4 separate regions of the Homo sapiens genome follow, and all the other regions are linked to region 4. Evidence: chromatin contacts called from ENCODE Hi-C or POLR2A ChIA-PET data. All regions are on one chromosome and are shown on one strand. The core of a region is the stretch at or near the end of the contact, and the rest is flanking DNA. Distances in the headings are between cores, read along the strand shown. Region 1 holds the start of HCG18 (HLA complex group 18). Region 2 holds the start of RPP21 (ribonuclease P subunit p21). Region 3 holds the start of HCG20 (HLA complex group 20). Region 4 holds the start of ABCF1 (ATP binding cassette subfamily F member 1).

The links. Hi-C counts contacts between places; a loop is a spot of excess contacts on that map. ChIA-PET counts read pairs that join two places held with the same protein, here RNA polymerase II (POLR2A). Pooled maps may share reads with other maps.
Region 1: a loop to region 4 is called in a map of CD8-positive, alpha-beta T cell, with 14 times the contacts of the local background. The contact joins the promoter of HCG18 here to the promoter of ABCF1 in region 4. A Hi-C loop is called at or near these places in 2 of 168 maps with a recorded cell type or tissue (CD8-positive, alpha-beta T cell and naive thymus-derived CD4-positive, alpha-beta T cell), 2 of 37 single-sample maps with no recorded cell type and 13 of 50 pooled maps. POLR2A ChIA-PET finds 5 or more read pairs at or near these places in 6 of 52 experiments (OCI-LY7, PC-9, Panc1 and 3 more).
Region 2: a pooled map shows a loop between it and region 4 (7-fold over the local background). The contact joins the promoter of RPP21 here to the promoter of ABCF1 in region 4. A Hi-C loop is called at or near these places in 2 of 37 single-sample maps with no recorded cell type and 8 of 50 pooled maps. POLR2A ChIA-PET finds 5 or more read pairs at or near these places in 1 of 52 experiments (Panc1).
Region 3: a pooled map shows a loop between it and region 4 (2.7-fold over the local background). The contact joins the promoter of HCG20 here to the promoter of ABCF1 in region 4. A Hi-C loop is called at or near these places in 2 of 50 pooled maps. POLR2A ChIA-PET finds 5 or more read pairs at or near these places in 4 of 52 experiments (HEK293, MCF 10A, OCI-LY7 and 1 more).

The regions. Positions count from the first base shown.
Region 1 is chr6:30,325,747-30,328,514 of GRCh38, reverse strand. HCG18 (HLA complex group 18) reads left to right here and starts at 1,359. Exons shown (of 3, transcript NR_102327.1): 1 at 1,359-2,364. It overlaps TRIM39 (tripartite motif containing 39), which reads right to left and starts at 1,588. Exons shown (of 8, transcript NM_001369521.2): 1 at 1,520-1,588. It overlaps HCG17 (HLA complex group 17), which reads left to right and starts at 2,381. Exons shown (of 5, transcript NR_052012.1): 1 at 2,381-2,506.
Region 2 is chr6:30,343,795-30,346,494 of GRCh38, reverse strand. It overlaps RPP21 (ribonuclease P subunit p21), which reads right to left and starts at 1,339. Exons shown (of 5, transcript NM_024839.4): 1 at 1,267-1,339; 2 at 1,097-1,197; 3 at 922-1,004; 4 at 1-63. The coding sequence starts at 1,323. TRIM39-RPP21 (TRIM39-RPP21 readthrough) reads right to left here. Exons shown (of 10, transcript NM_001199119.1): 7 at 1,097-1,197; 8 at 922-1,004; 9 at 1-63.
Region 3 is chr6:30,765,531-30,768,434 of GRCh38, reverse strand. It overlaps HCG20 (HLA complex group 20), which reads right to left and starts at 1,610. Exons shown (of 4, transcript NR_138037.1): 1 at 1,484-1,610.
Region 4 is chr6:30,570,166-30,572,865 of GRCh38, reverse strand. It overlaps ABCF1 (ATP binding cassette subfamily F member 1), which reads right to left and starts at 1,424. Exons shown (of 25, transcript NM_001025091.2): 1 at 1,306-1,424. The coding sequence starts at 1,378. RefSeq lists an enhancer at 1,243-1,804.

The DNA.
Region 1 (2,768 bases), core at 110-2,609, 240 kb after region 4:
CAAATGGAATGAATGAGGCAAAGGCAACCTCCTCTTTTCAGGAAAATCTGAAATTATTCTTCCTTTTATCCATCAGACTAGCCTAAAGGAAATCTGCTCTCTTCTTGGAATGACATTTCACGCAACATTCCATTTCTCTTGTGTTCATCTGGACACTCAGAACTGCTGAAAACTGATAAATTATGGCAACCATATTAAATATTGCTGAGCTCAGGCCAACGACTTCTTGAAAAGAGAGCAACGAGTCTATTTGTAGTGACTGGAATCTTTCAATATAGCTATTGATAACTAACACCCTGGGCATAGTGTGTCTCCAACTTATAGGTCCTGGAGTGGTTGCGAATTAAGAGACACAAAAGAGGCAATGAGATCTCCCTCAAGCGCAGCCTCAGAAGAATTGGAAATGCATAGGAGAGATTTATAAAACACAAGGCTGGCCCCCTACTCCATCCTTAAAACATCCATACTTTTAGCCATGGGTAAGTTGATTTAACTATCCCCATAACCTTTTCTCCTCCCGACCCCCATCCTTCTCCAGGGACCTACTGGAAGGAAGGAAATTTGGTAGATCTATGTGCTGAGAGATAAGTGGCCATGTAATGAGGTAGGTTAACAACAATTGTTCCTGTATATATTGTTGGCACACACAAATGTGTTTGATTTGGAGTAGGAACTGATAACTTCTTTGGATTTGAATTTCTTCTGTCAGCAATAGGAGAGAAGTTCAGTCAGATGATTTCTATCTGTGGGAATCCAACTTTGACTTGTGGTGATCCTACCCCTTCCTCAGTCTTTTACAAATTAAGTGGCCTCCTCACCTGAGACGAGTAGAACTGTATGCACAGTAAGGCACCAGGACGGATCTAGACTGGCAAAGAAGTGGTGAGAGAAATGGGGAAAGGGTTAGGGAAGAAGGGAGAGGACTCTCAACTACAGTCATAGTGAGACCTTGAGTGCCTCTGCGTTAGTCCTTCCTCTTCCTCTACTCCTTGTGTCTCAGCTGAAGGGCAAACTTCAGGGACAATCTCATTTTGTTTCTACCACTGTTCAGGGTCCCACCTTGCGACCCTCTCCTGAGAGGTTGTCCACAACTCTGTCCCACCCCCGTTCTCCATCTTCTTCCGCCAGATCTGGGGCTGGGGCATTGGAGAGGGGAAAGAGGAAACGTCGTGGCTGGCAGGGTAGGAAGGGATGCGTGTCCAGGTGAGAAAGAGGTGTGACGTGCAGATGGGATGCCCGCCGCTATGACGCTGCCGAGACCCGCGGTGACTGCGTCAGAGTTTCACCCGGGGAGGTGAGCAGCAGCGGGACGGGGGAACGGCGGGGTAGCCAAGCAACGCCGGACGCGCTGACGTCGCCGGGGCGGCAAAACGTCCGCCCGGGCCCGAGGCGGGCGGAGGCAGCTGTGGTTACGTGCGGGGGGCCGGTGACGCAGTCGCGGGGCGCTGGGACGCGGCTTGCGGAGCCGGCCGGCGAGCGCAGGCCCCAGGCTCGGGCGCGGCGGCGGGACAGCACCTACCTTCCCGGCTTCGGGTCCGGGAGTGCGGGGCGCGGAGCCGCCGGAGCGCTGCCTCCCTCCTTCCTCCTCCCCTCGCCCCCGCCCCGCGGCGCGACACACAATACTCGCCGGAAGCGGAAGCCGCGCCGAGGCTCGTGTCAGTGGAAGCTGGGGTGTCGGCGGGCGGCCGCGGCCGGGTCTAGCGGTGCCTGCGGAAGAAGGAGGAGGAGGGCTGGCGATGAGAAGCAGCAGGGGGAATCAAGGGCAAGAAGGGACCCAGAGGGGCAGGTGGCTGAGATGCTGGCGTCCAGGTGACCCGAGGAATCCTCTGGAGATACAGGCCCGCGCATGCGCGTGCTCGAGCGCTGAAGCCCATTGCCCGCAGGGCGCTGGACTGGCGCCCCGGCCGGCGAGGCTGTCTAGTCCAGGCTCCAGGCCCCGGCTCTGGCCAGGCGCCGCCGCCTCCCGGTGCAGCTGAAAGTCGACGAAGAGGGCGGGGCGGGGGCGGCTTGTGGACTTCCACACTTTTCCTCTCTTCGGGCCAGTCTGGGGAGAGGGTGGCTAGCTGTGGCGGCGGCCAATTACGTGGCGGACCTGCGGGGCTAAGCTGGCACGTCACTTCCGACTAGTGGAGTTTTTAGCCTTTTAACATTCAAGGATTAGGTAAGTTCTCCCCGCGGTAGACTTCAAATACTCTTTGTCCTGCCCCTGCTTGGCGAAATTTACCGAAATTATCTACCTATCCCGCTGGAGTGGGAGCCGGGGGAGAGCTGGAACCGCGTCTCTGCTGCTCACCTTTGTGTCCTTAGCTCCTTCGCATGGGGTCCGACCGCAACACGTGCGCTGGATAAACGCTTGTTAACTGGGTGAGAGCCAAGGCCTGTTCTTTCCACTTCTGGGGCTGTGACTTGAGTTTCTCCGCAGGAGCAGATAGTGTTTGTGTAGGGACTGCGGACTTTTGCATTACAGCCTCCCTGCTTTGCCCGCCTGCTGCTGGAAGCTTAGCAGGTCAGTGATTTTGGAGGAAGTGGGTGAGGTGATGAGGCTGGGGAAGAGTATGCTGGGAGAGGTGTGAGGGGCCCGGGAAGAGGTGATGGGGCTGGGGAGGGGCTAGTAGTGGGTAGAGGTGTGAAAAGGCTGAGGAGGAGGGGTTAGTGCTAGGAGGGGTGTGACACGGCTGGTAGAAAAGATAGCTTGCTCCGCCTCCCCGCCGCCAGCACTAGTCATGGAGAATATTCATTGAAAGAGATGAGCAGATTTTGCTGTACTC
Region 2 (2,700 bases), core at 90-2,589, 230 kb after region 4:
GGAAGCGTTGGCTGCGCTGGCATGTTAGGCAGGTCTGTACGGTCCAGCGCTGTCCCCTGCAGCCTAGGGTGAACATGGGAAAAAGACTGTCCACGTTTAGAAGTAACGGTCTCTTGCTGCCAGTTTTGCCTCCAGTGTTTTTCAGTAGGTATCCCCGCTCCCCCACCACACCCCCAATTTGAATGCACATTTGATGGTGTCAGGCCTCGGCATAAGCTCCATCGATTTCCTGGAACTCTTTAAGATAAAGTTCAAACTCCCTAACAAGACTTCAAGAACTGGCCTGTTTCCCCCTCCAGTCTCATGTTTTGCCCTCCTACCTCAAACTCCAGCCTCCTGAACTCTCATTTCTTTGACAGCACCACAAGCTCTCTTGTCTCAGAGTCTGCACACATGCCTAGAATTTCCATCTCTCACTCCCTTTGCTTATCATAAACTTCGCCACCACTGGCATGAGTAAGTGAGCATTCTACTCCCCCAGTTAATCTTTTTCTACACCATTTTGTTTCTTAGTCTGTCCCATCAGACCGTAATTTCAATGAGAATAATGAATCTAGCACAGTACCTGACACATTTTAGAAAATAAGTATTTGCTTAATAAATGAATGGTGATGGGAATCGTCCTCCACAAAGCCGAACAACATCTATTATTGTGCATGGGTGGGGTTGCCTCTTAAAAGTTATTATTTATTGCCCACACTGGAAGAAAAAAAAAAAAAACAGCCGAGCCCAAACCCTAGTTTGTGCAAGTGGCGTTAGGAACTTAATCCAAACCCGAAGAAGGAAGACTCCTGCGAATCCCACACCCAACATCCATCTACAGTGAGAAAGGCGCTGTTGGCCTCCAGTGCCCGCCCCCCACCCCGCCCCCCTCCGCGCCCCCAATGCTCCGCAGTCTTCCACCTCCGTTGGAGCACTCACGTCTCTGGCGCTGGGTGCAGGTGAGGCCCGGGACGAGGAGGGAAGAGCAGCCTCGACAGAGAGTCCTCTTCACCGAGGGATCCCTGGGGGCGGAGGAGGATAGTGGTCTGGCGCCCGCGCTCCCTCTCGCGTTCCTCCCGCGTCCCGCCCGCCGCCCGCCCCGTGGCTGTCTCACCGCCGCAAGACGAGCCGCTTCGCAATGGTCCTCTCAGTGTAGCAGTAAAACCTCGCCAGCGCCTGGTTCTCGGGGTCCTGGGCAAGGACACAATGGGCGGCCTGCGGGAGGGGAGCAGTCACTCTGGGACGCCGAGCACCGTCCCCGTGGGGCCCTTGTCGCAGACTCACCTGGTACAGGAAGTTGAGCCTCTGGAAGGCCTCGCGGTCCTTCACCGGCCCCGCCATCACCGCCGCGCTCCAGGGCCTCCCGCAGCCCCACCCCTCGCACAGCCCCGCCCGGGCGTCCGCGCGAGGCCTCCTGGGAAACGTAGTCCCCGCGCCCTCGGGAGCCTCCCGGAGGCCTCACAAACTCATCGGTTTCTAAACACAACCCCAGCAATCCATGCCCAGGGTCCCTTTATGAATTTTCAGTGCTTTTGTCTTCCTCAAGCTCATGACCAATTATATCACCTAGAGACCTAGTGGAGCAGGTGAGGATCTTAAATCGGCCATTTTCAGGACAGAAGGCTGGTCTCTTTATGTAGCTACGTTGGGGAGATGGTTATGTGCAATTTATACCCAGCTAGAGCTTCTGCCCTACTCTCCTGAGGTCCGAGGCAGATGCCTGTAAGATCTACAGACGGAAGGCACAGAGGTAATACATTAAAAAAAAGCACTGGTGCCAGTGGGGGTGAAAGTGGGAAGGATCATGAGGGTGCTGGAGGGAGGGAAAAGGACTCCCGGTCCTCAGAAAGCACAGTTTACTCCTACTATTCCACCTACCAAAGAAACACACTTCCTGTTATGCAGTGCTGGACACACAGTAGGTGATCCTCACTTTCTGAGTGAATGGTTTCTAACTCCTAGGCTTAGGTACAGCACAGAAATCTGTCAACAGCATCCCCTGCCCCTGAAACTTCACCCCACTCCCCACACTGACATTCACCTCACACCCCTCCCTCTGACCTCTTCTATCTTCCAGTTCTTCTGTCTGGTGTCCTGTGACTCATAGTGACTATCAGTTACTGAAGTCAGAAGCAGAGGGACATGAATTGGAGGGGTAGAAGATCAATGAACCCTGAGATGGGGAGGGCAGCATAAGTCAGGAGAGGATGACTTCTCTCCAATTTCAGACCCAGTGCCAGGCGGGGACAGACAAGCAGGGCTCCAGCTGGGAGGAAGGACATGGCTGAAACCTCCTCTGGAACTAGTTTCACAAGGGTTTTCGGACTCAAATGAGAGTGGTGTGTTTAAAATGTAGATGTAGGCTGGGCACGGTGGCTCACACCTGTAATCCTAGCACTTTGAGTGGCTGAGGCAGGTAGATTACTTGAGTTCAGGAGTTCGAGACCAGCCTGTCCAACATGGCAAAACCCTGTCTCCACTAAAATTAGCCGGGTGTGGTGGTGCATGGCTATAGTCCATAGTAATCCCAGCTACTCTGGAGGCTGAGGCAGGAGAATTGCTTGAACCTGGGAGGCGGAGGTTGCAGTGAGCTGAGATCACCACTGTACTCCAGCCTGGGCGACAGAACGAGACTCTGTCTCATAAATAAAATGTAGATGTCCGGCCCACCCCAGACCTTGACTAACCACTAAGGGTGAGACCCAGGAACATGCATGT
Region 3 (2,904 bases), core at 361-2,860, 200 kb before region 4:
TGTTGACCCAATGACAGCTAAATAAATGAAGGCCACTCATAAAAAGCAAATGGAGGCTCCGATAGAGTGTGGCCGATGGTATTTTCCAAAGTTGGGTGCCCCTTTCCACTTGCTCTCCTTGTCCCATGACTGACACTCCAGGTAGGGGCCATGTTCCCTCTCTTTGAATGGGAGCGGGGCTGTGACTACTCTGACCAATAGGGTAGGAGGGAGGTGATGCAGATCAAAAAAAGATGAGGTTATAAAAAGAATGCAGCTGGGCACAGTGGCTCACACCTGTAATCCCAATACTTTAGGAGGCTGAGATGGACAGATTGCTTGAGCCCAGGAGTTGGAGACCAGCCTGGGCAACATAGTGAGACCCTGTCTCTACAAAATAATGATAATAATAATACAAAAATCAGCCAGGCATGTTGGCAGTAGCCCCAGCTACCAGGGAGACTGAGGCAGGAGGATCACTTAAGCCTGGGTAGTCAAGGCTGCAGTGAACCATGACTGCACCACTGCACTCCAGCCTGGGCAACAAGAGTGAAACTCCGCCTCAAAAAAAAAAAAAGCAGTTCATGCCTGGTTCCCTCACAGCAACCCAGCCACTATGCAAGAGAAACTCTAACTAGACCACAGGTAGAAACCCTGAGGTCCCTGAGCTAACTGCCAGCATCCACTGCAAAGTGTCTGCAGACGATTTCAGTCCCCCAGCTTTCGAGTCTTCCAGCTGCAGCCCCAGATAACATGGAGCAGAGACAAGCCATCCCCACTGCGGTGTGTCCAAATTCCTGGCCCACAGAATCCGTGAACGTAATAAAGGGTTGTCTCATGCCACAAAATTTTGAGGCAATTTGTTGGACAACAAAAAATAACCAGAACACAGAGGACAAGCCAGAATGAGCAGCACATAAGTCGAAGGAGAAAGTACCCTAGAGGTGTTAAGAGTTAGTCAGAATGGAAGGACATTAACTGTGGAAAGCATTACTAGACCTCACGTCACCATATGGTTTTGTACTCTGTCCTGCTGTGAAACTCTTCCTTCAAAGGCCACCAGCAACCCCCAAAGTGACAAATATACAAATTCCCTCTTGTTTAAACTATCATCTAGGCCTGCGCCATGGCTCACACCTATAATCCCAAAACTTTGGGAGGCTGAGGCAGCAGGATCATTTGAGCCCAGGAATTTGAGACCAGCCTGGGCAACACAGTGAGACCCCCAGTCTCTAAAAAAATGTTTAAAAAATTGGCTGGGAGTGGTGACATACACCTGTAGTATCAGCTACTCAAGAAGCTGAGGTGAGACGATCTCTTGAGCCTGGGAGGTCAAGGCTGCAGAGAGCTATGATCATGCCACTATACTCCAGCCAGGGTTACAGAGCAAGACCCTCTCTCCAAACAAACAAACAAACAAACAAACAAAAAAACCCTCACAAACAAACAAACAAAAAACCCTATCATCTGTGCGCCGAAGTCCCCCACTCCAATAGCTACATACCTAGTCCTATCTTTTCACCTGAACTCCTGTCTTGTAGCTCCAATTTCCCGCAGTCACATGCCAGTTCCTTATTTCTTTGCCACCTCAAATCCAACACAACCAAAATGGATTCACTATCATGGACACTGTTTGGGCTCAGGTCCTTTTCACCAGTGAGTCCACTCACTTTCCAGCTTTTGGGAATATCAGCTGATAACCACACACAATTGTCCCCTTTTCTGGAGAATTGCCCTGGGCCAAACAGGAGCCAAGCCCTCCTCCCTTGCACACACTCTGGACAGACTCCCAGTGGCTGCCTGACCTTAAAGCAGATCTACAAAACGCCAGCCCCCATGCCTCCAAGTGCAATTGACTGGTGCAATTTGCTGCCCTGAGCTTCCCCATGAGCTCAGGCTGAAGCTCACATCCTTGCTTAGCCTTTTTCCCTTCCCTATCCTGTTTTCTTCAGTCTTTCTCCTGAGAGCCTCCCGCAGTGTATCTCTTGAACAAAAGTCCCCACCCCAGGTTCTGCTTCAAGGTAGCCCAATCTAAAACACCTGCTGCCGAGTGCAGTGGCTCACACCTGCAATCCCAGCACTTTGGGAGGCCAAGGTGGGCAGATTGCTTTGAGCTCATGAGTTCAAGACCAGCCTGGAGACAGGCTGGACACAGCAAAATCTTGCCTCTTCAAAAGATACAAAAAAAAAATTAGCCTAGCTTTGTGGCATGCGCCTGTAGTCCCAGCTACTTGGGAGGCTGAGACAGGAGGATCGATCGCTTGAGCCCAGGAGGCAGAGGTTGCAGAAAGCTGAGATTGCACCACTGCACTTCAGCCTGAGTGACAGAGGAAGACCCTGTCTCGAAATAAAATAATAATAATAATAGGCCGGGTGCCGTGGCTCATGCCTGTAATTCCAGCACTTTGGGAGGCCAAGGTGGGCGGATCACTTGAGGTCAGGAGTTGGAGATCAGCCTGGCCAACATGGTGAAACCCCGTCTCTAGTAAAAATAAAGAAATTAGCTGGCCATGGTGGCACATACCTGTTACCCCAGCTACTCGGGAGGCTGAGGCAGGAGAATCACTTGAATCTGGGAGGCAGAGGTTGCAGTGAGCTGAGATTGCACCATTGCACTCCAGTCTGGGCAACAAGAGCAAAACTCCATCTCAAAAAAATAATAATAATAAATAAAACACCAACCAAGCCAAGTTTACTTTGTTTACCCTGTTGCTATGAGACCTGTCTCTCATCACCCCAGCCTACAACTCCCTTTCAGACCAGCCATCAGTTTGAATACATTTTCTAGCAAATGCCTCTCATTCTTCCTCCTCATTCCCATTGTCCCCATGTAATCACTGTTCAGGAAGTCAGGGACCCCAAACGGAGGGACCAGCTGAAGCCATGGCAGAAGAATGTGGATTGTGAAGATTTCATGGACATTTA
Region 4 (2,700 bases), core at 175-2,674:
TTCCTTGGCTTGGAATGCGCTTCCCCTTGCTAATTCACGATGATCTTTCAAGAATAAACTCTGGGGAGCAGATGTAGTGGCTCACGCCTGTAATCCCAGCACTTTTGGAGGCTGAGGCAGGAGAATTACTTGAGCCCAGGAGTTTGAGACCAGCCTAGGCAACATAGCCAGATCTTGTGTCTACAAAAAATTTTAAAAATAAGGTGTGGTGGTGCATGCCAGTAGTCTCAACTACTTGGGAGACTGAGGCAGGAAGATCCTTTAAACCCAGGAGGTGGAGGCTGCAGTGAGCCATGTTCATGCCACTGCACTCCAGCCTGGGTGATGGAGCTACAATGTGCCTCAAAAAAAAATACTCAGCTATTACATATTCTTGGGAGGCTTTGCTGACACTCCCTTACCTGTCTGAGTAGATGCTCCTCCTCTCTTCTACAGTCCCATAACATTCTTAAGCACCTTCATCATACTCTGACAACCACTGTCTGTCTGGTTAATGCTCTGACCCTTCACCATACTGGGTTGTCCCTTGAGGGAAAGTCTTATCTTTTATCTCTACATTCCCACTTCCTCCACACAGTACCTGGTATACAGTAGGCATCCAATAAGTGCTTTTAAAATTAGTTACTGTGTACCTACTGGGGTTAGTTGTGTCCATTTATGTCCCCCTTAAAACTGACTTCAACCCTGGGAGGATATCTTCATGTTTTTTTCCTTCCCCTCTCAAAGCACAGTATATAGAGTGCTTAATTAAAAACAAGCGCTTAACAAACTTTCGCTGCTTTTTAAGTAAACCTTAACCCTCATTCCAACATCAAAAATCTACACTCTTGCTCCAGTTGAGTGAGAGGGGTGTCTTAAGAAAGAAACCATGAAGGAGTCACCCTCTCTTGAGAAACAAGGGGGATCACAGGCTCCCAAGGTGTGTGTATGCGCGCGCAGGGGGAAGGGGAGGTCGAGGCAGGGCTCATATATTCCTGGTGGAATACAGTGTATGGTGGGGCGGATGTCCAAATTTTTTAAGCAAGGTTTTCCCATTTCTCCCCATCTCTCCCTCGGTGCCATATGCTCTTTCTTTTATCTCGCCCAGTCTCACTTAGGTCACGTGCGACATCTGGATCTCTTTCCTTTAACCCCGATTCCAAACCCACTCCTCCCCGGCAAACTCCTCCCGGGCCCACGGCACGCATGCGCAGTAACTCCCGCAGGGGCCCGGTCAGTCTCGTGCCCCATGACCCTCTCTTAAAACACGCGCAGTCTCCTCTCTCTTCCCCCTCTGCTCGTTTCTTCCTTGCCTACCAGCCTCACCTGATGGGCTCGTGCTCTCTCCGTCCCCGATCCACTCGGGCTCCGGCGGCTGCTGCTTGGGCGCCTTCGGCATCGCGGTGGCAGTTACAGCTACTGTGGCGGCGCCCGGTGCTATTTCCGCTTCCGGCGGCGGGGAACCCCGATGGGGCTGGCTCTCCAAGCTGGCGCGGCCAACCCCGCCCCCGGGCTGCGCACGTGCGAGCTTCGCCGTCATCTCGGGGGCGTGGCCCTGGTTCAGTGGAGGCGTGGCCTGCAATGACGGAGCGGGGCCGGCGTCCGCTTGCTCCAGTCGCGTAAACACATGGCGTTTACGACTGTCTGGGAAGCCTGACGCCGTGACCTCCCGACGCCGCGAGACTCAAGGAATGAACATAATAATTTCCTACTAGTATGAAGGAGTTGAGGCATACTGTTTTTTTGTTTGTTTTGTTTTTTGTTTTTTTAAAAAGCATATTCTAGTTTCTATCTGTAACTCGTTTCTAGTTCTGCCACCGCGATGCCGAAGGCGCCCAAGCAGCAGCTGCCGGAGCCCGAGTGGATCGGGGACGGAGAGAACACGAGCCCATCAGGTGAGGCTGGTAGGCAAGGAAGACACGAGAGGAAGGGGAAGAGAGAGGAGACTGCGCGTGTTTTAGGAGAGGGTCATGGGGCGCGAGACTGACTGGGTCATGGGCAGAAAAGACAGTGCAGACCAATGGCTAAGGGAGAGGTCTGATCGGTCCAGTGTTGAAATGTGTCACAAAATCCCGAAGTGTACAATTGTAAACAGGGAACTGGAGCCCAACATGCAGAAGTCACGGTGCAGTGGAGCTTCGGTTCATTTATTTTTTTTGGTAACAGCTTTACTGAGATATAATTGACATACAATAAACTGTACACAAAATAAAATGGCACCCAAAATAAACTGCAAAGTATCACTTAAATAAGTTTTGACCTGCATAAACCCAGTAAACTATCACCACAATCAAGACTTTGGTTCACTTCTAACTCTACCACTTAATATGGGAGCTTGAGCAAGGTGCTCCTGTAGTTCTGTCAGCTCTCAAACCACTACAATCATGCTTTTGTTGCCACCATTGTCTGAATTCACACTTGCCAAAGTCAACAGATCTGGGGCCATCCTACTCACTCTCCCATCAATGTTTGATAGACTTGGTCGCTCCCTCCCTCCTTTGTTTTCTTCAGGGACACTACTCTCTATAGGTTTCCTTTGCATCTAATGGGCTTCTCCTGAAGTCTAAATGTTGAAGTGCCTCAGGGCTAAATCTTTGACACTCTCCTTAATCTAGACTTATCACCTATCACCTCCTGACTTTAAATACCATCTATAACCAATGAAGATTCCCAAACTTCTCTTGCTGGCCCCCAACTTCTGCCCCGAGCTCCAGGCTCATG